Regions from separate parts of the Homo sapiens genome. Here region 1 is linked to region 2. Evidence: chromatin loops called from intact Hi-C (ENCODE). Cell type or tissue: K562. All regions are shown on one strand. Each heading gives the region's core, and the rest is flanking DNA. Links, peaks and the distances in the headings are about the cores only.

What was found. Peaks named below come from ENCODE experiments on the same cell type or tissue, not always from the same donor. Only the 100,000 strongest peaks of a DNase experiment are listed, where the experiment ranks them.
Region 1: it touches region 2 in a loop (10-fold over the local background); 22 of 110 quality-filtered maps call a loop at or near these places.

Annotation. Positions count from the first base shown.
Region 1 is chr18:58,175,590-58,187,431 of GRCh38, reverse strand. All of the region lies in intron 2 of NEDD4L (NEDD4 like E3 ubiquitin protein ligase), which reads right to left. Among named protein-coding and RNA genes, the nearest start is that of NEDD4L, 140 kb to the right of the region's middle. In K562, for the core only: a CTCF peak has its summit at 6,489 (motif pointing right); a DNase peak (open chromatin) is centred at 6,511.
Region 2 is chr18:57,876,241-57,888,082 of GRCh38, reverse strand. No RefSeq gene overlaps it. Among named protein-coding and RNA genes, the nearest start is that of ATP8B1, 79 kb to the right of the region's middle. In K562, for the core only: a CTCF peak has its summit at 6,096 (motif pointing left); a DNase peak (open chromatin) is centred at 6,082.

The DNA.
Region 1 (11,842 bases), core at 1,996-9,995, 300 kb before region 2:
TCTTACTCCTTCTTCCCCGGTCCCTGCCCTCTGCTGATTTTCCTTCCAAAGGCTGCCCTTCTTACCCATCCCCTGCCCTCCAGTACCCCACCTGCCTGGTTCAGTGATTCAGTGAGCAATAAGTGCAGAAAGCCAATGCCCAGAAGATTAACACAAACTTGTCAGGTTGTCACAAAGTTTTTCTGGGTTCTCCAGGCCCCTCTAGAGCCAGCTCATTTGAAGCAGACAACTGCTGGCCAACAAAGACTGGAAGCCACGGAGACAAAGGAAACCCATTTTTCTGAAGACCCTCCGTGGGGTCTTGAAAAGCCTGTGCACTAGGCTTCATGCTCGGCCCTTCCTACTGAGTGGCCTTCTCCACTGCCTGCTGCTTAAAGGCTTTCCAAGCACCTATTAATTTCAAAGATCACTTTCCTGCGTGAAGACATGCCTGAGAGCATGAACAAGAGTTCTCAGACTGAAAGCAGAAAACCAAGATTCTTAATTAAATGATCAAGTGAGAACCCGATCATTTACTGGTGGTGTAGACCAGTGGCTCCCAGCTCTGGCTTTCATTCCAATCACCTGAGGAGCTGGAAATGCCAGGGCTGCAGACCAGCTGAATCAGAAGGCCTGGAGGCAGGGCCTCAGCATACCAGGTGACTGGCGTGCAGTGAGCATGAGAAGAGAGTCTATGCAAGCATACCGGAATGCAGCTCCAACTCCGGCACTTAAGTCTGCTGTGACTTCAGCAAGATGCCTAACCTTTCTCATCCTCCATTTTTCTCATCTGGAAAATGCCAATAATAATCCTTACCTCCTAAGAGTGATTGATGACTATGATTTAATTATGCCATATAAAGCTACAGTGTCTCAAAATACAGTAGGTCTCAGCCTCTGCTGCCTCATGTATAAAATGCCAATCAGAATAGAGAGAATGATCTGCTGGGAGTGTGAAAAGGAAATGAAGACAGAAGGGAGTGTGACTCACACATTATAAAAAAAATATGAATTCACGATGGGCTAGAGGCCAATTTACAGAACATCCCATTCTCCTGCTCACATCAGGGGTAACTCAACACAGCCCAATAAAATACAGGCCGTAAGCTCTGCAGGAGCCACCATCTCTCTCTGCAAATGCCAGCCTAGGGCTGACATCCAATGGAGAAAATCAGGCTGAGAATAAAACCTGCAGAGGGCAGAGGGAGTGGGGGAGAGAAGGAGAAGGGATGCTGATATCTCAACACAGGTTCAAACTGTTGTTTAATGGACGCTTTTCTGTTGTTTCTAATCTGCGACTCCGTCAACTAGGGAATGTATGTTCTTGTGCATCCTTCTCTGTTCCCGTGTGCATACGTATCCTTCTCTGTGTGCGTGTGCATATGTATCCTTCTCTGTGCGCGTGTGCATACGTATCCTTCTCTGTATGCGTGTGCATATGTATCTGTTGCATCCTTCTCTGTACGTGTGCATATGTATCTGCTGCATGAACTGGCAGAACTGGGAGTGCTGGGTCTAAGAGTACAGGCATTCATCATTTTATTTTACTTTTTAATTTTAATTTTAATTTTTTTTTTTTGAGACAGAGTTTTGCTCTTTTTGCCCAGCCTGGAGTGCAATGGCGCGATCTTGGCTCACTGCAACCTCTGCCTCCTGGGTTCAAGCGGTTCTCCTGCCTCAGCCTCCCGAGTAGCTGGGATTACAGGCATGCACCACCACACCCGGCTAATTTTGTATTTTTAGTAGAGATGGGGTTTCACTATGTTGGCCAGGCTGGTCTCGAACTCCTGACCTCAGGTGATCCACCCGCCTAGGCCTCCCAAAGTGTTGGGATTACAGGCGTGAGCCACAGCACCCAACCAGGCATTTGTCATTTTTATACATATTTCCAAATAGCTAGAGGTTGTACCCACTTAATTGCCCTCCAATGATAGTTTAAGGGTAGCTGTGATAGAAACTGGTAGTATGTTCCTGCTTGTCTGTTTTTACACTTTATATAATATACATATATTTTAGGACATATTCATCAGTGTGGTCATTCATAGCTTCTCCAGTTTGGGGTTGATGAAATGAAACTGCTTTAAGCCTCTTTTTTAAAGACGTGTGGACACCGGGAGTTTTAAAGTGTTTCATACGGAACAGGTACCATTCCCTTTGAAATCTGTTTCTACTAATGGTGCTAATTCCAAGCTCCCTACCAAAAGCTTACAGGGAAGTGAGCTACAGTCTGGGGTAATCCAGCTCCCACGGTCCGATCACAATTAAGACCTCCCTGTCATTCCTGTGGCACTAAATGCTAACCAGGAACCTGTGCCCACTGTTCAGCTGCACATTTGCACCATACTGCTGCTACAAGTACAGTGCCTTGAGAGCAAGGACCATGACTAACGCCGTGCACGCCTGGTGCTGATGAAACTGTAAACAAATGGCCTAATTCACCCTCCCTCGCAGGGTTAGGTCCTGTTTGGGAAAAAGGGTGAGCAGCACTTAGGAGAACACTTTCTTTTCTTTTCTTTTTTTTTTTTGAGATGGAGTCTCGCTCTGTCGCCCAGGCTGGAGTGCAGTGGTGCCATCTCGGCTCCCTGCAAGCTCCACCTCCTGCGTTCACGCCATTCTCCTGCTTCAGCCTCCCAAGTAGCTGGGACTACAGGCGCCCGCCGCCATGCCCAGCTAATTTTTTGTATTTTTAGTAGAGACGGGGTTTCACCGTGTTAGCCAGGATGGTCTCGATCTCCTGACCACGTGATCCGCCTACCTCAGCCTCCCAAAGTGCTGGGATTACAAGCGTGAGCCACCACGCCCAGACAGGAGAACACTTTCTTAAACCCAAAAACCAAGACTTCATGAACAAACATTTCTGGACTACACTGTGTTAATCCTTTACAGAAACTTTATGAACTGATCGGTTTCTCTGGAAAACTTCTCCAAGCCACCACTCCAGGGATGGCTTAGGAGGTAGGATAATAATCCCTACCTCCTAAGATGACGGATGCTAGTGCCCGGCATGATTGACTCCAGGTGCCCAGCAAGGCCTCTCGGTAATCTCAGCAGCACCTCCAGTGAGGCTCATCAAAACCATCTCTGCTCCATTTCAAAACCACACCAAGCAGGCTGCTGGTGGAAACCAAGAGCAGGAGAGGAGGGTAGAGAATCCCATGACTTCAGAACGTTTCTCCTACAAGACGTGACCCCACAACATGGCAATTCCTAAAAGAATGGTGACACTAAAGCCAGACACCCCTACCAGGACACCCTCATTCCCTCCTACCAACAGATTACATCCTTAAGGCCACAAAACACAAGCCCACTTCCTTTAAGTAATGGGGCGCGATCTCGGGTCACTGCAACCTCCACCTCCCAGGTTCTCGCCATTCTCCTGCCTCAGCCTCCTGAGTAGCTGGGACTACAGGCACCCGCCACCACGCCTGGCTAATTTTCTCTATTTTTAGTAGAGACGGGGTTTCACCATGTTAGCCAGGATGGCCTTGATCTCCTGACCTCATGATCCGCCCGCCTTGGCCTCCCAAAGTGCTGGGATTACAGGCGTGAGCCACCATGCCTGGCCTTAGAAGTCTTAACAGCGGAAGTTAAAATAAACAAAATAGGCTGTAAATAGGAAAGAGGGTAGAAGTTAAACAAAAATAATTCAAAATTAATCATGTTTCCACCTGCAATGTTCAGGATAACAAAAAGTCTTTTTTGCAAACTTACGGTGAACCAAGTAAAAACTTGGGTAACTGAAATCCGATGAAGCGATCTGAAATGACACCCACAAGTGCACGAAAAAGCTATTTACAGGCCCATGCGTGCAGCATGGAGCTTCGAAGTGAATACTCAATCAACTCGGTAAGATGCAACATGAAAAGCTATCTCCAAGGAGGGGGGTGCTGCAGGTGAGCAGCTGGCTCAGAGCCCAGGTGAAGAGTGTTTGTTCTACCTAGCCAGAGGGCAGGTTGAAAGAGGACATGGCCTATTAATGTGCAGCTCAAGAAACACTTTAAGAACCGGCACAAATGCCACTCTCTGGGCAAATGTTTGTAGCAAGGACAGCTGGCAGGGTACAGGTAACCGTCTACTCCTGTGTTGTGCCAAACCCGTATTAACTTCAACAGGGACAGCACCAAGTTGAAGAAGCCAAAGAAGAGACCCAGAGCTAACAAACAAGGCACAGGGTTTATTTGGAGGAACTTATTTATAGGGTGGCCCAGTGGCTCTGGGCTGGACAGCAGAACTTCAACTGCTTGTAAAAAGCATGCAGCTTATACAGCACCTTCACTTAGCACCCTCCTCCCAGCAACCTCCATGTGGCAACCCTCATTTCTTCAGTGACTGCTGTCCGGTGTGTCTGCCATAAGGGCCATTCTCAGGGTGTGCTGAAGTTACTGCTGTCAGACACTTCTCCCATACAACCTGAAGCATTATTCTTATGGGAAGATGTGGTCCCAGTGACAACCCAGGTTACCAGGAAGAAGCCTCCTCAGGCCAGGTCTCCTATGACAGGGGACCCAGCAGTGAGGGAGGAGAGGGAGTATCTTTCAAGGTACCTTCCTCTGCAGTTGGCCAAACACTTAAAATAAAGGAATGCAGAATTTAAGCTCTGAGCAGTCAGGACCTCCCTGCATAGTGCATAGAACACTACAGGGGCAGAAATATCTGAGAAACCAAGGCACAGGCCAGGCGCAGTGGCTCACGCCTGTAATCCCAGCACTTTGGGAGGCCAAGGTGGGTAGATCACTTGAGGACAGGAGTTTGAGACCACTCTGGGCAACATGGTGAAACTCCATCTCTACTAAAAATACAAAAATTAGCTGGGTGTGGTGGCAGGTGCCTGTAGTCCCAGCTACCTGGGAGGCTGAGGTTGCAGTGAACTGAGGTTGCGCCTCTGCACTCCAGCCTGGGAGACAGAGGAAGATTCCATCTCAAAAAAAAAAAAAAAAAAAAAAGGTATCAATGCTCAGGTCACCACAGAGAGCTGCAGGAACTGTCCTAACAGCCCAGAGAATAAATCTTAATGTCTGCAACTGCAAAGAAAATAAACTTTATTTTAACATCATCTCAACTGACACTTTTTTCTCCCTAAATGCCTCCCTCATTTTCTGTCCCACTGAAGACATGCATGGTTTTTGTTGGTATTTGTAACATTAAGAGATGTTAAAGGAAAGGAAGGACTTTATTACAAAATGAGCAGATGCATTCACCCCCCGCCCCGCATTTTCCTCTGTGGGTGTTTTCAGCACCCCCTACTCTGTTTTCAGTTCTTTGCTATGCATATCCACTTAGGCAATCTGCCCAGGTTTCTTGCACCAAGACTTAATGGACTCTTTCCCCTGCCCCTGGTAGAATTTTTATCAAAAACAAAACTCAAGCATCCAGAGAGAAAATCACCCAACCTTGCATTTTAAAAAATTTAAATTAAAAATTGTTGCTGCCATGGTTGAGGGTCACAATCATCAGTCTGAAAAACAATGTCATCTACAAAGTTAGCTATAGGGAAGGGATAACAATACAAAAAAAAAATGTGTTAAAGACCTCTCTAGCCTCTTCTGAGTCTCTTTCACATCACAGATTGTTCCATTAACTTTTTGAAATACTAAAAACTCCTACAATCTCAGAACCCTATGAAAGGGGAAATTTCTTTTTATTCCAAAGCCAAATACAAATACTTTTGAGATGAACCTTAGCTGTTACCATAAACAGCATGGATATAGGCAACTATTTATATAACAATATTTTTCTATATGAGGAATTCCTTTCTTAGGCCACGACAGGAGGATCGCTTGAGGCCTTCAGGAGTTCAAGACCAGCCTGGGCAATATAGCGAGATCCCTGTATCTACAGAAAAATTGAAAAAAAAAATTAGCTGGGCATGGTTGCATGCACCATGGTCTAGCTATTTGGGAGTCTAACGTGGGAAGGTTGCCTGAGCCCAAGAGTTCAAGGCTGTAGTGAGCTACAGCCGCACCACTGCACTCCAGTCTTGGTGACACAGAGAGGCTCTGCTAATTAATTAATCCGTAGATAGACAAATTCCTTTCTTAAAGAAACCTGGAAGAGTGTTGAAGCTCTGATTCATAAACATTTAAAACTAAAAATGAATCCTAAACATTTTATCTCTGGGACCATATGAAATGAATACAGTACTCTTCATTTGAAGAATTTAATTTTTTCCCACTATTGGTTAATTATTCCTTTTTAGTGACTGGCATTTTATTTGGATAATTCTACAAGTTTAAGAAATTCTCTAACAGAAAAGAAAGAAATAAAGGGGAAATAAAGTTTAAGACTATGTATTATCTACTTTAAAACTAGCTATGTAAAAAGTAGAAATTACTTAAATAAAATCATTCTCTCCTCTGCATAAGTGTCACTATTCGAGAATGGCTTAAATACCTGCTGAAACACACAAAATGTGAATTAACGATGTCCTCTGAAAAAGAACTCCAATCGACTATTCGATTTGTGTTATCATTTTATTTGGCTAGAACAAAAATGCACCTGACAATATGGCCACCAGAGGGTGCTGTAACCCCCCCAATACACCTCGATAGACCAGAGAAGGAATAGACAGTTAAGAGGTCTTCAGGTGACAGAGGCTGTACACCTGCCTTCTAATGAACTTACATGGGCAGAGCCCCTCTGCAGGAGGCTTTCCTTAAACATAAAGGCATCAGTGCTAACTTTAATGTAGGGAGGACAGAAAAGCAATGTGATGGGCACTCACAGAGGACTTTTATATTATTAAAATTCAGAACCTGCATGTTTTAAAGAATGTCCTAAACCTACAGAATAAAATAAATGAGAAAATTAATGAAATGCAAGGGTAATGAAAATATGGACCTGAATAAGTCACCTGGAGAACAAGCACGAAAGGAGGAGAGATTCAGCCAAGGGGTGGGGAGGCAGAGCCAAGGAGGGGCAGAAGAACGGGCGCTGGAGTCGGCCAAGCACAGAAAGGGGGTAGGGAGCTGTCCTCAGCTCAACGCCCCTGGGCCGATGTGGGACTAGAGCAGGATGTGCAGGACTCGGTGCTGGCCCTTGCGGCGCTGAAGGCCTATCAGGGAGAATCTTAGCGCCATGTGCTAAGTGCCACCACAGAGACCTGCACAGGGCCAGGCACAGAGCCAAGGACTGTGCACCCGGGTCACACAGACAGATCAGCAGCACTGGCCTGAGAAAGGAGAGAGCAAGGCACTTGTGCAAAGAGGGAGAAGGGGGTGGTTCTGGGCACCGGCAAGGCACAGAGGAGGAAGAGCGCACCGCGGCTCGGAGAGGGATGCGTTGCAGGGCGTCACAAAGACCTCTGTGCCCCCGTTCACCCAGGGCAATGCACAGTCACCGAAGTGTTTGCCCAGGCAGGAACATGGTCTGTCTGTGTCTTAGAGATAGAATTCTATACCTAGGTGGAGGAATAGAGAGAATAGGGCAGATATGGACGCTGCTTGAGGAGTCCTCTACACCAACGGTCCCCAACTTTTTTGGCACCAGGGACTGGTTTTGTGGAAGACAATTTTTCTCCAGGCTGGTTTGGGGGTTGGAGGAGTGGGGTGGATGGTTTGGAGATGATTCAAGGGCATTACATTTATGGTGCACTTTATTTCTATTATTATTACATTGTAATAGATGATGAAATAATTATACAACTCTTCATAATATAGAATCAGTAGGAGCCCCGAGCTTGTTTTCCTGCAACTAGATGGTCCCATCTAGGGGTGATGGGGGACAGTGACGGATCATCAGGCGTTAGATTCTCATAAGGAGTGTGCAACCTAGATCCCTCACATGCAAAGTTCCACAATAGGGTTCATGGTCCTATGAGAATCTAATGCTGGTGGCTGATCCGAGAGGCAGCGGAGCTCAGGCAGCAATGCGAATGATGGGGAGCAGCTGTAAATAGAGGAAGTTTTGCCCGCCTACCCATGGCTCACCTCCTGCTGTGCGGCCCACTTCCTAACACGCCACAGGAGTTGGAGACCCCTGCTCTACACAAACACTGAAAGCCAGACACAGCAGCCGGAAGGATGAGAGAGTAAAGGACGACTCTTTGGTCCCTAGCTTGGATGACTGTACAGATGGCGAGGCCATCACGGAGACAGATGATTCCAGAGAAAGAACAGTTTCTGATATTTTGACATTCCAGGCCAAGAAACTATGTAAGGACAAACAAAAGATCCTGAATTATACGGCCCCACTAGTGGGTGAAGTCTCACTTCAAGAACATGATGGCTTGACTACATATGCAATAATAAGAGAAGATGAAATCACACTCCAGAGAGCCAGTACACCACCGTGGAAGAAAGATATTTGAAAATTTCTCTTTTGTTTTCCAGATTTGCTAAATAATGTTTAAAATCACCTAACCAAGTTAAAATCCCTGTTCTCAATGAACTCGCACGTGATTCAAGTCAGTGTCAGAGAGAGTGTTTTAATATACAACCAATACTATCATTTTCCTACTAGGAAAAAAAACAAAACTGCGATAAAGCTGTAAGACTAGCCTAGTTTGATTTTTCTACCAGCCACTCCCAAACTTGAAACGCAGTATTTCTTCCACATGTTTCTCTACTTTCCTACCATGAACGCCTAGTTTTAAGCATCTAAAAGTCACAGAAGCTTAAAACAATGATCAATCAGTTCTTCAATAGGAGACACACAATAACATGCCTATAACAATGACGGATAAAAATGCGAACAACCCTTGAAGTGTATTTACTACACATTCCTATGCCAGAAGGAACGTTAGCACACATTCATTAAGAATCCAGGCATATTTTCTATCCCTTGTGTTGATATTATACAGTAGGAATGCCAATCCTTTTAATAATTTACGGAGGAGTTACACATTGCAGATTCCTTATTAAACATTACTTACACTAAGGTCATAAGTCCAACGAATATTCCGTAGCGAAAGTGGGCAATATTTTAATTGCAATACACTCATCTAAATTATGTCTGCATCTGTTTGTATGCATTTAATTCATCATTATTTTTCATGCATTTATTAACACAAAGCAGTGAGAGCGTTTTCTCTAAGGCAAAAACATTTCACAATTGCATTCATTTTTAGACCTTAAAATTTACAGTGGATATCCAAAAGCTTCATACGCTGTATTTTAAGCATGTTACCCTTGAATGGAAAAGAAAATAAATAAAAAGCTACTGCACTATCTAGGAACCCCATTCCCTGGCCCAGAAAGTCAATGCTAGCAGAATTAGTCTGTCATTGACCGACCAGCAGCAATATGAAAGAGTTTAATCTGGAAACCATGACAAAATAACACTGACACTCCCAGTTCTAAATATATATGTTGTAGAAAATCAATGGCTTATAACATCAGAGGTTGGCAGACTGCAGCCCGTGGACCATCAGCTCACACACATGCCCCTTTGTTTATGTATTGCCCAAGGCTGCTTTAGTGCTATGTCAGAGACCATCAGTCCTGCAAAGCCTCAACTACTTAGTATCTGGCTTTTTACAGGAAAATAAATAAAAAAGCTTGTTAGGCCCTGATTTAGATAACTACCTATAGCATGTAGGAAAGGTTTTATTTACCATTTAAGAATTTGCCAGTTCACTTAACTTATAAATAACCTTTAAAATCTTAGCTTCCAGGCTTCTCCCCCAAATAGAATTATTCAATAATTTTATAAAGTCGATGACAATGTTTCTTAGCAAATGAAGTAATACAACATTGGCAATACATATCTGAGAAAGACAACATTCTGGAGTTCCAAAGATGTTTCCCAAATGGATTCAAGATTGTGCGTTTTTAAAAGCATGACTTTTGGGTAGAAGGGACATTGTTACCTTCAATAACACAGATGCATAGGAGGCCCCAAGATCACCAGCCTCACGGCCTCCCCAAAGCTGCACCCACTGAGGATGGGGTGGAGAGCCAGTCCTGTCTACAATGGGGAGAACCATTAAAAAGGTTCAGAGAAACGAGTCCCTTCCTCCTGGGGTGGGGACGCCGGCAGCCACGCTCCAGCATCCTAATGCACACCTCTCCCTACACAGCACCTTCTGGCTGTGTTCCTGAAGGCTTGGTTGGTAGTTCAATTTTTGTTAAATAAATATTTTCCTCATTGTCTTACACATTCAGAACTGCTTTCATTTCTGACTCATCTCAAGTTGGCAACCTTCCCTTCCTCATACTTGAGCTTCTTACACTCTTTCTACCCTTCCTCCCCGCAAGAAAAGGAAAACAGAGGAAGACAGTGAGACAAACAGAATGCACTAAGACAAAGACTCCAGATTCAGGGCACGGGCGTGGGGGCACAGGCAAAGACAGCGGAAGATAAAGGAGAGGAAGGAATGAGGAGGGGCCGGCGGCTCAGGGAGAGGTGCAGGAAGGGGCCAGGGGCTCAGGACACAATGTCAGGCAGGGGATCCAAACTTCACCAGCCCTAGGACTGGCCTCATACTTTTGGCCCTATTGGTGCCTTTGTATCTATGTCAAAATGCGACCCCAGCACTCCTCAGCAGCTTTTTAATTTAATTTTCTAGGCTGCACTCTGACCAGATTAACAAAATTTGTCAAACATCTATGTGTCAGACACCTTCCGCTTCCTAAAAAACACATCAGATTCTCTGCCCTACAGACTCAGTGACCCCAGCATCATTCTAGACTGAAGAAAACGAGGGCAAGAAGTCTTGTAGTTTTCCTTCCACTCTGTCAAAACATTTGGTAAAGCAGAGGTGTCTTTGGTAACAGCAAATATCCATGCATCAGGAGTCAGGGCAACGTGAACAAGGTTCCACAGTAGGGACTCTCACTAATCTCACAACATCAGGGAATGGTACAGAAAAGTGACCTGTCTGGCTGGACACAGTGGTTTGCACCTGTAATTCCAGCACTTTGAGAGGCCAAGGCGGGAGGGTCACTTGAGGTCAGGAGTTTGAGACCCACCTGGGCAACACAGCAAGACAACACCTCTATAAAAATTTTTAAAAATTAGCTGGGCATGGTAGTGTGCCTGTACTCCCAGCTACTGGGGAGGCTGAGGCAGGAGGACTGCTTGAGCTCAGGAGTTTGAGGTTACAGTGAGCTATGATTGCACCCCTGCACTCTAACCTGTGCAACAGAGCAAGACTCCTGTCTCTTTTTAAAAAGGGTGAGGAAGAAAGAGATGAGGGGGGAAATGAAGCAAGGAAGGAAGGAGGAGGAGGAGAGAGAGAGGACGACAGAGTGAATGAGGGAGGCAGGAGAGAGGGACAGGGACAGAGAGGAAGAGGGAGGGAGACAGGGGGAGAGTGAGAGAGAGAAAGAAAGCAGTCTAGTTTGCTCTTTTATTTACCAAAACTGGAGTGGGAGAGAGAAAAAAGCTTATGTGGAAATGTTTGTAAACTGATCATATATTCCCTGCATGCTCACTTAGTGTATACTGAACATGGCACAGTCTTTGCTCAGTGATTCCGGATCATTAGGAAGATCCATTATTGTGGCGATGGCTATATTGCACAGCAAGCCTCCCGCAGGATGGAGATTTGCCAGCTCTGTGCATTTACCCATCTGCCATTTCCAATGCTTCCCTCTGGGAAACCTGGTCGGCTGGGTGGTGTGGAGGCTAGGATTGACATATTTTTAAAGGACGTTGCATGCATTCATATACTTAAAGACTAGGAGGTAAACACAAAAATGTAAATAGTTGTGTGGTTGTTAGGGAGTAAAGAGGTTTTTATCTATATTTGCGGGAGGGAGTTACTATCCTTTAATGTCATTTCGGTTTGGGGGGTGGGAAGGAATACAGCTAGAACAAACAGCCTAAGAGTTAGATCCTCTGGGGCTCTCACAGGAGTAATTGCACAAGCTATTTGGTGCAGGGATTTTAAGACAAACACTTTTTGGCCCAAGGGCCATTAGTG
Region 2 (11,842 bases), core at 1,867-9,866:
AGCCTGGCAGCTTCTTCCCAGAGGAGAGCTTCTCTCTTGGGGGGCAGCTTCTGTGAAAGCTATTCAGTGGCTGATTTGTGGCACGCATACCAGAATGCACCCAGCAGGGCCTGCTGGACTCTCCAGTGAAGTTGCCCTGGGCTGGTGGGCAGGAATGCCCTGTCCGTGACACTGATGTGCACAACAGCTCCTTGGCAACTCTTCTTTGGAAATTACTTTTCAAGCAATTTGGAAGCAAAAGTTCTTTCTTTGTCAATCCCTCAGTGGTGACAATCTGCATTCTTTCTGGGCTGATTTAATTGTTGCAGATAGTCACAAGTCATTCAGAGTTAAGACTGGAACATGAAACGAGTGCGGAGTGCTCAGTAATGTTGTTTTGAATCAAAGTCAAAATGTACCACTAAGTGAAGGGATTGATTCTCTCCGGTTCCTGCCGCATGGACTCTGAGATGAGCCGAGCCCCAGCACTGTTTTGAGTAAGGGTAGGACTGTTTGATTAAGGCAGCAAAAGGAAGAACACCATTTTCTAAATATTAAATACGTAGTCCAGGACAAGTCTCCAGACCCTTTCTGGACTTGTTTCTTCATCTGTAAATTGGGAGATGGGTGTGGACTAGATCATCCCTTGCCTTCCTTGGAGCCCTGACATGCCAGATTCTAAGGATCAAGTTTTCTAAGGAGACTGCTTTGAATCCCACCTCTCATCTGCATAGGTCACTGCTGGAGGATTTGGTTTCAATACAACCTCATTTTTGTGAAAACTCAGCCTCATATTTTCAGTTATTTACACATTGTATTTTCTAGAATCAGAGGAGCCCAGGCTGGAAAACCATTCATCAAACAATTTGGAAGCAAAAGTTCCTTCTTCATAAATCCCTCAGTGTTGGCAATATGCATTCTCTGTGGACAGATTTAATTCTTGCAAATGGGTCCTAGCTCTGCCACCACACATGAACCAGGACAAGCCTCAGAACCTCTGCTTCCTCAAATATGACCTGGAAAAATCATAGCCCCCTCCCCGTGGAAATGGTGTGAACTCACAAGTCAGAAAACGCAGTGTCTGGGCATGGTGCCTGGCATGAGAAAGCACCAATAGATACGCACCATTGGGATTGGGCTATCTTGACCATTACTATCAGGTGTTCCACTCCCGGACCTGCTCCATGGTACCCCTGTTGGTGATCTGGGGGATGGGTGGACCCTCTGGCACTATCCCTCTTTGGATCGTACTGTTTTCAAAGAAAAGTCATAATAATAGCGGGGCAGTTCTACTCCCCGCTCCCAGCTTGTATCCTTGGGTCATGTCATACAAAAGCAGTCAGGCCCCTCTTCTATGAGGCAGCCCTCAAACGCAGAATGCCAGCTAGAAACATCTCACTCCAGGATCCTCACACTTGTACTTTCTGCAATTGTTCCTCTTATAAAAATGAATTCCTGTTTTTTCCCCCCCAACAATTCTGACTCCTCCTCCTTGAAAAGGAACCAGCTTGTCTTTATTTCCTTTAAAATGGGACACAGCCATGCATGGTGGTTCACGCCTATAATCCCAGCACTTTGGGAAACCAAGGCAAGAGGGTTGCTCGAGACCAGGAGTTCAAGATCAGCTTGGGCAACATAGTGAGATCTCATCTCTACAAAAATTCAAAAAAATTAGCCAGGCATGGTGGCGCACACCTGTGGTCTCAGCTACTCGGGAGGCTGAGGTGTGGGCCCTGGAAGTCAAGGCTATAGTGAGCTATGATTGCACCACTGCACTCCAGCCTGGGCAACAGTGTGAGACCCTGTCTCAAAAAATAAAAATAAAAAATAAATAAAATGGGACATATGGAATGAAGCTGTAGGTGAGACTGGGCCTGAGTCCAGCAGAGGGGGAATGTCACAACTGCACACTGAATCACTTGAGAAGCTTTAAAATCTCTGATACCCAGGCCACACCCAGCCCGTTTACATCAGATTCCCCAGGGATTTGACATCAGTATTTTTAAATCTTCTAGGTGATTTCCATGTGCAGCCAAAGTTGAGAATCACTGTTATAGATGCTTATTCCTGTTAATGTGGTATAAAATTACAATCAACACTAAAGTCAATATTGAGTCATATTTAGTCTACTGTTAAAAAACAAAACAAAACACCATGTCTCTTTTTACATGATAGAAAGCCATTGACTCTCTTTTTTTTTTTTAGAGATGAGGTCTCAATACGTTGCCCAGGCTGGTCTCAAACTTCTGAGCTCAAGCAATCCTCCTCCCTCAGCCTTCCAAAATGCTACGATTATAGGCGTGAGCCACTGCGCCCAGCTAGTTCCCAATTCTTTGTTGTTTTAATTACTTACATACAAATATTTTATACTTATAGAGATTAAATATTTTCTGGTTAAATTTGTCTCTTTCATATAACCCAGACTGAGCATGTTGGCTCATGCCTGTAATTCTAGCACTTTGGGAGGCCGAGATGGGTGGATCACCTGAGGTCAGGAGTTAGAGACCAGCCTGGCCAACATGGTGAAACCCCGTTTCTACTAAAAATACAAAAATTAGGTAGGCGTGGTGGTGACCTGTAGTCTCATCTACTTGGGAGGCTGAGGCAGGAGAATTGCTTGAACCTGGGAGGCAGAGGTGGCAGTGAGCTGAGATCGTGCCACTGCACTCCAGCCTGGGTAACAGAGCGAGACTCCATCTCAAATAGATAAATAAAATAAAATAAAATAAAAAATAAATAAATAGAATTTTAAAAGACATATAATCCAGAAGTCAACAAACTTTTTCTGAAAAGGGCCAAATAATAAATGTTTTAGGCTTTATAGGTCATGCAGTCTCTGTCTCAAGTAACCAATTCTTCCATTACAGCGCAAAGCAGCCATAGACATCCATGAACAAATGAAGGTAGATATGTTCCAATAAAACTTCGTTTATAAAAACAGGCAGCGAGCCAGATTCTCCCATAGGCTATAGTTTGTCAACCCCTGTGTAAGTGAGCAACTTTATTTTGGTTCACAGTTCTGTCATATAACACATCGGCTTCTACCTTCCTTTGCTCAACAAATCAGATAAGCAACTTTTCTTTGTTTCCATCTAAATCACTGATAAAACTGTTGAACAAGACAAATCACACCCATTAGGATGGCTATTTCACACCCAGTAGGATGGCTATTCTGAAAAAGAGAAAATAAGAAAACAATAAGTGTTGGCAAGGATGTGGAAAAATTAGAACCCTTGTGCATTGCTAGTGGGAATGCAGAATGGTGCAGTCACTGAGGAAAACAGTATGGTAGTTTCTCAAAAAAATTCAACACAGAATTATCAGGTGCTATATTTCTGGGTATACACCCAAAAGAATTGAAAGCAGGGACTGGAACAGATATTTGTATATTAATATTCTTTGCAGCATTACTCACAATAGCCAAAAGCCAGAAGCAACCCAAATGTCCATCAAAGAATGAATGGATAAACAAAATGTGGTGTATACTGCTATGATTTTGATGTGATTTATCCCTACCTAAAACTCATGTTGAAATTTGATTCCCAACATGGCAGTGTTGGGAGGTGGAGCCTAGTGGGAGGTGTTTGGTTCATGGGTCCCCATCGTCACGAATAGATTAATGTTGTCTCACTCACAGGTATGAGAGAGAGCTCTCACCTGCTCAGGAATGGATTAGCTCCTGGAAGTGGGAGTTCTTTTTTTTTTTTTTTTTTTTAGATGGAGTCTTGCTCTGTCACCTAGGCTGGAGTGCAATGGTGCGATCTCGGCTCACTGCAACCTCCAAGCGATCCTCCTGCCTTAGCCTCCTGAATAGCTGGGACTACAGGTGTGTGCCACCATGCCTGGCTAATTTTTGTTTTTTTGTATTTTTAGTAGAGATAGGGTTTCACCATATTGGCCAGGCTGCTCTTGAACTCCTGACCTCATGCTTCAGCCTCGCAAAGTGCTGAGATTACAGGCGTGAGCCACTGTGCCCGGCCTGGGAGTTCTTATAAAGTGATATCACTGCTCTTGTGATATTGAACACACCTGCTCCCGCTTTGACCTTCTGCCATGTTATAACACAGCATGGAAGCCATCACCAAAAATCAGCACCATGCCCTTGAACTTCCTGATCTGTAGAACTATGAGCTAAATAAACCTCTTTTTAGAATAAATTACCCAGAATCAGGTATTCTGTTATAACACTAAACACATTAAGACATACATACAGTGGAATACTATTCGCCTTAAAAATGAACAACCATTTTTTTTTTTTGCTTAAACAACAGAGACTTTTTTTTAAGTTTATGGATACATAATAGATGTACATATTTTTGGAGTACATGTCTATATACATTATATATTATATATACACATTATATGCAGTCATATAATGTGTAAAGATCAAATCAGGGTAATTGGCACATTCACCACTTTAAATATTTATCTTTTCTTTTTTTTTTTTTTTTTTTTTGAGATGGAGTCTCGTTCTGTCACCTAGGCTGGAGTGCAGTGGCAATCTTGGCTCACTGCAAGCTCCACCTCCCGGGTTCATGCCATTCTTCTACCTCAGCCTCCCGAGTAGCTGGGACTACAGGCACCGGCCACCAGGCCCAGCTAATTTTTTTGTATTTTTAGTAGAGACGGGGTTTCACCGTGTTAGCCAGGATGGCCTCGATCTCTTGACCTCGTGATCTGCCTGCCTCGGCCTCCCAAAGTGCTGGGATTACAGGCGTGAGCCACTGCAACAGGCCTTATCTTTTCTTTATGCTAGGAACACTTGAATTATTCTCTTACAGCTATTTTGAAATATACAACAGATTATTGTTAAGTATCATCACCCTACTGCTCTATTGAACACTAAGCCTTACTTCTTCTATTTAACTAAACATTCGTACCAATTAATCAACTTCTCTTCATCCCCATCTTTCTCCTACTCTTTCCAGCATTTGGTAACCACCAATCTACTCTCTGTCTTTATGACATCCAGGATTTTTAGTTCCCATATATGTGTAAGAACATGCCACACTTGCTTTTCTGTGCTTGGCTTATTTCACTGAACATAATGACCTCCAGTTCCTTCAATGTGGCTGCAAAGGACAGGATTTCTTTTTTTTATGGCTAATATCCCATTGTGTGGAATATATACAATATAAATAATAACTCCTTACATATATACCACATTTAGGAGTGACATTTTGATATATGCCACATGGATGAATCTTGAAGACATGCTGAGTGAAATCCCCCAGATTTAAAAAGACAAATATTGCATGATTCCCTTTATAAGGGGTACCTAGAATAGAAAAGGTAAATTCATAGAGTCAGAGACACAAAGTAGAACAGAAGTTACCAAGGACTGGGAGGAGAGGAGAATGGGGAGTTGTTGGTTTATGGGTACCGTGTTTCCATCTGAGAAGATGAAAAGGGTTTGTAGATAAACTGTAGTGATGGTTGCACAATAACGTGAATGTACACAGTGCCACAGAGCTGCACGTTTAAAAGGGGTTATTTTTATGTATATTTGACCACAATTAAAAACAATAAAAACCAAAAGAGCCTGAAGGCCAGCCTCCAAGGATCTCCCTCCAGCTGTCATCAATACCTGAGACCATACACTTCAAATACAATCACCAGCACAGAGCTGGTGATAGAAAATTGTGAATAAAAATAACTGAACCTGATGTCAGCTTCTCATCTATAGCATCTTTCCTATCATTCACAGGAGATCATAATAGATCTCATAAATGCTTTAGCATGTCTACTCACTTATTAGCTCATCGATTACTCTACCTGCTTTGTCACCTGTAGAGGAAGGAACTGAGTTTCACTTTGTCATTCTAGAAAAGATGAGTTGATGGAGGCCTCAGGACCTGCCCCGCAGCAGCACGCAGGCTGCACATCAGGGCGTGGTTAGGAGCTGCTGTGTCTCGGGTCACCTGCAGCTTCTTGACCTGAACACAGAGCTGAGGTCTGCTGGGGCCCCTCATGACATGTATACCAATCAGCAAGGCCCTGTTCTTCCATGATTTTGCTGACCTCTGTGCATACGTTGCAAAATGTTCACGACATAGCAGACCATTAAGACAGCTATGCAGGCAGTGAAGGGAGCTGTCCCTGTGGTGTGGCGCTCCCTCTCGTGGTGAATGAGGGAAAGTTCAGACAGACAAGAATTGCACACTTCCATCTGCGTTTGGCATTTTTGTAACACAGTTAAGTTTGTCCTGTAATTTTCATGTTGTAACTATAACTCTAATGAAGACTTTTGCCTGTTAATCTGGAAATAACTAGGCCTAAGATTAACCAGAAAGAAAGAGAGAGGGAGGGAGTGAGGAAGGAAGGAAAAAAAGAACAAAGAAAGAAAAGAGAATTTTTAAAAAAGAAAAATTATGATGTTTTTCTTCTTTTTAGTTTTCGGTTTCCAAGACAGTGTTCTATGGAGGTTAAAATTCTCTTATGACATAGATTTATTAAGGTACAAAATTAATTTCCTTTTGTTCCATATACCAGCCCCCTTTTATTATTATCCCACAAAATTCCATAATACAGTATTTCTTATATCACCACAAAGAAAAAGGGACCTTTCTTTTAATCTAAAATGGAGGCGTACCAGCCTGGGAAACATAGGGAGATTCCATCTCTACAGAAAATAATTTAAAAATTAGCTGGGCATGATGGTGTACACCTGTGGTCCCAGCTACTTGGGAGGCTGATATGGGAGGATCACTTCTGCCTGGGAGGTTGAGGCTGCAGTGAGCCATGATGGCACCACTGCACTCCAGCCTGGGTGACAGAGTGTGCCCCTGTCTAAACTAAAATATAAAATAAAGTAGAATAATAATATTAAAATTAAAATGGATAACTACAACAACAGATACCCTTTAAAGGCAGTTTTTCATCTAGACACCCTATAAAGGCTTGAGTATTTTTCTCTTAAAAAAAAAAAGTGACTGGGCCGGGTGGGGTGGCTCACATCTGTAATCCTAGCACTTTGGGAGGCCGAGGTGGGTGGATCACTTGAGGTCAGGAGTTCAAAACCAGTCTGACCAACACAGTGAAACCCTGTCTCTACTAAAAATACAAAAAAAATTAGCCGGGAATGGTGGTGGGTGCCTGTAATGCCAGGTACTCAGGAGGCTGAGGCAGGAGAATTGCTTGAACCCAGCAGGCAGAGGTTGCAGTGAACCAAGGTTGTGCCACTGCACTCCAGCCTGGGCAACAGAGCAAGACTCATCTGAAAAAAAAAAAAAAAGACTGACTCAATATTTTTTGAGGTCACAAACTTGAGAAATAATAAAAAACTATGGACCCCATCCCTTTTTATGCCCCTAACATGTCATAAACATACAAAAATGACAAAAAAAAACTGTGTTGCAAATTGTATACAAAAAAATTGTGTGAAGAAATGTACACATAATTCCAGGAGATTTAGCCTCCCTCGAATCCATTCATGGATCTTGAATTTCAGGATAAAAATCCAAAAGGGACCCAACATTCCCTTCAGAATGGAAGTGTGTGGAGCCCAGGAGACTGGAGCACACTCCTTTCCTCAGGTGCCTGTAGCCAGGCCTGAGTTGGAGATGGAATAAGGACTCTGCATGGGAGAGCAGCTTACTGTTGTTAAGGGAGCTTGGGGCTTTATCTCATGGTCCCTCACAACTACCTAGTGCAGTCAGTAGGGAAAGAACCACTCATTGTGGGTTGACAGTCACTAGGGGAAATGTTAGAGAAAGGCAGGCAGAAAACAAAGACTTTGTCACAAAAAGCAAACCGTTATAAAGTATTTGCCTCTCTCCTCAACATCCGTGAAGTCATCCATCTATTTTCTGAAGGCCATGGGAAAGGAAATTGTATCAGTCTGTTCTCATGCTGCTAATAAAGATATACCTGAGACTGCGTAATTTATAAAGAAAAAGAGGTTTAATGGGCTCACAGTTCCATGTGGTTGACGAGCCCTCACAATCATGGTGGAAGGGAAAGGAGCAAAGTCACATCTTACATGGTGGCAGGCAAAAGAGAGAGCATGTGCAGGGAAACTTCCCTTTATAAAACCATCAGATCTCATGAGACTTATTCACTATCATGAGAACAGCATGGGAAAAAACTGCCCTCATGATTCAATTACCTCCCACTGGGTCCCTCCTGTGACACGTGGGGATTATGGGAGCTACAGTTGGAGATTTGGGTGGGGACACAGCCAAACCATATCAGGAATAATGATAGAAATTGTCTTATCATGCCTGTAGGAACCAATGACATTCATTGAGACTATATCCTTTCAGTGTAGTCATTGAGCTATACTTACACACGTGTTTGTGGGGACAACTCTTTGAGAGGCTAGCAACTGAACACCAGGTCTTTCCCTAAACTAATGGGTGTGCTATCAGTTGGCAGGATATCCACCCTACCAACAGTATCATCATCTTTCCACCATCCCTAAGCATGCCCACGTCAACTCCAGCAGCTGGGACTGCCCCATGATGCCTTACTATGCTGTCCTGCAGTGACTGGTTATACATCTGTATTCCTCAGTGGTGCTCTAGCAAGGCAGAGACCACCCTACCATACTCCATGCATAGCACAGTACCTGACACACAATCTCATTTTCAAACTCTACTCAGGAAACTTCCATATTAGTCTACATTCTCCCAAGAAGCAGATGCCAAAAATATTAAAAGGGGAAGTGCCTCTGTGAGAAAAAAATTAGGGACGGAGTTGGGTAAATATGGCAGTGCTGCTGAACTGTGATACAAGTCTAACCATGAGTGAAGGAGAATGAGAGAGAAGGTTGGATGGAAGATTCTTAGAACACCATGCAGGGCCGGGCATGGGGGCTCACACCTGTAATCCAGCACTTTGGGAGGCAGATCACCTGAGGTCAGGAGTTTGAGACCAGCCTGGCCAACATGGTGAAACCCCATCTCTACTAAAAATACAAAATGTAACTTGGTGTGGTGGAGGATGCCTGTAATCCCAGCAGGAGGCTGAGGCAGAAGAATTGCTTGAAGCTGGGAGGTAGAGGTTGTAGTGAGCAGAGATCATGCCACTGCACTTCAGTCTGGGTGACAGAGTGAGACTCTGTTTCCAAAAACAAACAAACAAAGAAACAGAACATGCAGTCTAAAGAAGGCTCACCAAAGTCAGGTGATGGGGAGTTGGTGGTGGTCCTTGAGCCAAAGTCAACCATCTGAAGAGCGTGTGGCCCTGAATGAAGCTTAGGCCTTAGCATTCTTGCCACCCTCATTTGTTGGCTGAGAGCAGTGAATAGTCAGTGTGACCTTGGTTCAGACATGCAGTTGGAGTTCTGTGAGTTCATCTGTGTGGCCATCACGTCTTCTATCCTGCTAACTCATTGCAATTCTCCAGCTTCATTGTGATCACCAGTCTACTAATTTCACCACTTTTACCGGATCCATTGTTCCTCTGTGTCTTCATTTTTCTTCTAACCCTTGTTTTGGAGCCCTTCCCTAGAATGTCTGCATCGCAGGCACCCTGAACTCTGTGAGCCTTCTCTCAGGTGCCCACCTGGTCTAGTAGCCACTAGTAGATGTTTATTGCCATATCCTCCTTCCTCAAAGATCCCTCATTTTGTTCATGGCATTCACTGTCTTATCCTAAGCCATTAGTTCTCAAGCTTTGCCGTGCATCAGAATTGCTTGGGGGGCTTGTTAAAATACTGACTGTAGGGCCCCACCCCCCAGAATTTCTGATATAATAGATCTAGAGTGAGGCCCAAGAATTTGAATTTTAAACAAACAAGTTCCCAGGTGAGGCGGATGCTGCCGGTCCAAAAATCACACTTTGAGAACCACTGGTCTAAATCCATCCTAGAAATCCCTTGGTGCTTGCCAATGACTGATTCAGGAGGACCAGACTGAAGCCACCAGCACATGGCATTCCCATGGTAACTGTTAATGCCTGAAGGAAATGCCCTGTCTTCCCTGGCTGGTGAGAGCATGAGAGGGTTTCCCTCTCTTTTGCTCCACATGAATGAGGAAGCGGGTAGAGGTAGACTGACTGCCCCCAGCCACTGCATCACAAGAGCAGGGTGCAAGCCACGAGAAGCAGCCAATTCCATAGACAGCCAAGTAGAGGGAAAAAGAACCTGAGTCCTTGATGAACTCACGGGGCCACTGAATCAACAACCCTGGAGCTTGACCTACGTCTGAACCTTCTTTTAAGTTCAATAATTCATTTTCTTATTGTTGAAGGTGGCTTGAGAGAGGTTTTCTGTTACTCACAATGAAAAACATCCTAATTGATACACCTAGGAAACACCAAACCCTGATCTAGCTCTACTGTTTCTTGACTCTACCCACACCTAAACAGATGAATACTTTTAAAAAATCATACAAACCAATCCAACTTGGTTTACTTCAAAATTATGACCACAACTCTCACATGACACCTAGGAATGTCTGTCACTCCACTTACAATTCCTGAAAACATTCCCCTCTTACTTTCTGGGATGCTTATTCCACACTTCCTTAAAGACATATGAAATCTAATCATGTTTATCACCCTCACCTGCCCCCCCCACCACCCATCTCAGCCAACAGCATTGCCCAATATATCATAGAAAGGTGGACAGTCAAAAAAGAACCATTCCATCCCTACCATCGCATCTATCACCTTACCTGGGCTTGTACCTGCAAAATCCACCTTCTCTCTTGGTAGGGATGAAGGCCACTCCTCCACTTGTGCTTTGAGTTTCAATCTCCTTCTGCTCTCAAGAACTCTGCCCTTGCAAATATCCCCTTCATTCATGCCATATTGATTGTCCCCTCAACCAAATTATTCCCATTGGCAAATAAACATGATTTGATTTCATATGTCTTTAAAAAGTATTCTCTCTTGATTCACTCCAGCCACTCCCTCTTTTGCCTGCCCACTTTCCACCTCCCATGGGCTCTTGAACCCTCTCCAACTGAGCTTTTGCAGTGTCCACCATTCAATCAAAATGGCACTTCTTAGAGTTATTATCATACTACAGGGTGACCCATGTCAAAGACAGTTCTCCATCTTCACCTAACTAGATCTGCCAGCAGCGATAGACACACTTGAGTTCTCCTTCATTCTCAAAACACTTTCAGGCCCTGTGACTCTCCTCCCACCACACTGGCCTTTTTTCCTTGACTAATTCCTCTTTGGCTCCTCAACCTCTAAATATTGATGTTCTTGAGGACTTTTGTCTTCATCCTTCTCCTTCTCTATATCCACACTCCTCCTCTAAGTGATCTCTTCCAGTCCCAGGAAGATATAGAATTGACCACGGTCAAACTCATAGTTTCCTCTCTGGCAAGCACCAGACTGACATCCTACTGTCCACCAGATATCACCACTTGGATATCTGACAGACTTCTCAAATTTGGGGTCATATGTGAAGGGATTAAAAGACCTGGAACCGCACTAAACAAGCCAACAATCATTACAAATAATATGTAGCAATGACTTACATTGTCTATAAAAGCACATGGTTATCACACAATTTGCTTGAGCAAGCTCTACATATTGTGTGGTTGTTGAGTAGAACTGTTTGTTGACCTAAATGCACTTACTGATATACCCATGCAGTAAAATCCTTTTATGTTACAGGGAGCAGAAAATCTTTCTTTAGCATCAGTTTGATGAGATGCTGGATGTCTTACCTCTCACAGGCAGCAGGGGTTACCTACTTTTCACCCCATTGAAGGTCCAGTCCAGCTCTGTGGTCCAGTTGACAACCATCACCATAGCAACTTATATACTCATTTCTAGCAAGAATAAATAAATATGTCTTGAAGGGCAGGCTGTCACCATTCTACTTGATATTGATTCTGCTGCTCATGGACTTAAAAAAAGCTACCTTTTTTGTTTTGAAATAAGTGTAGCTGGCCGGGAA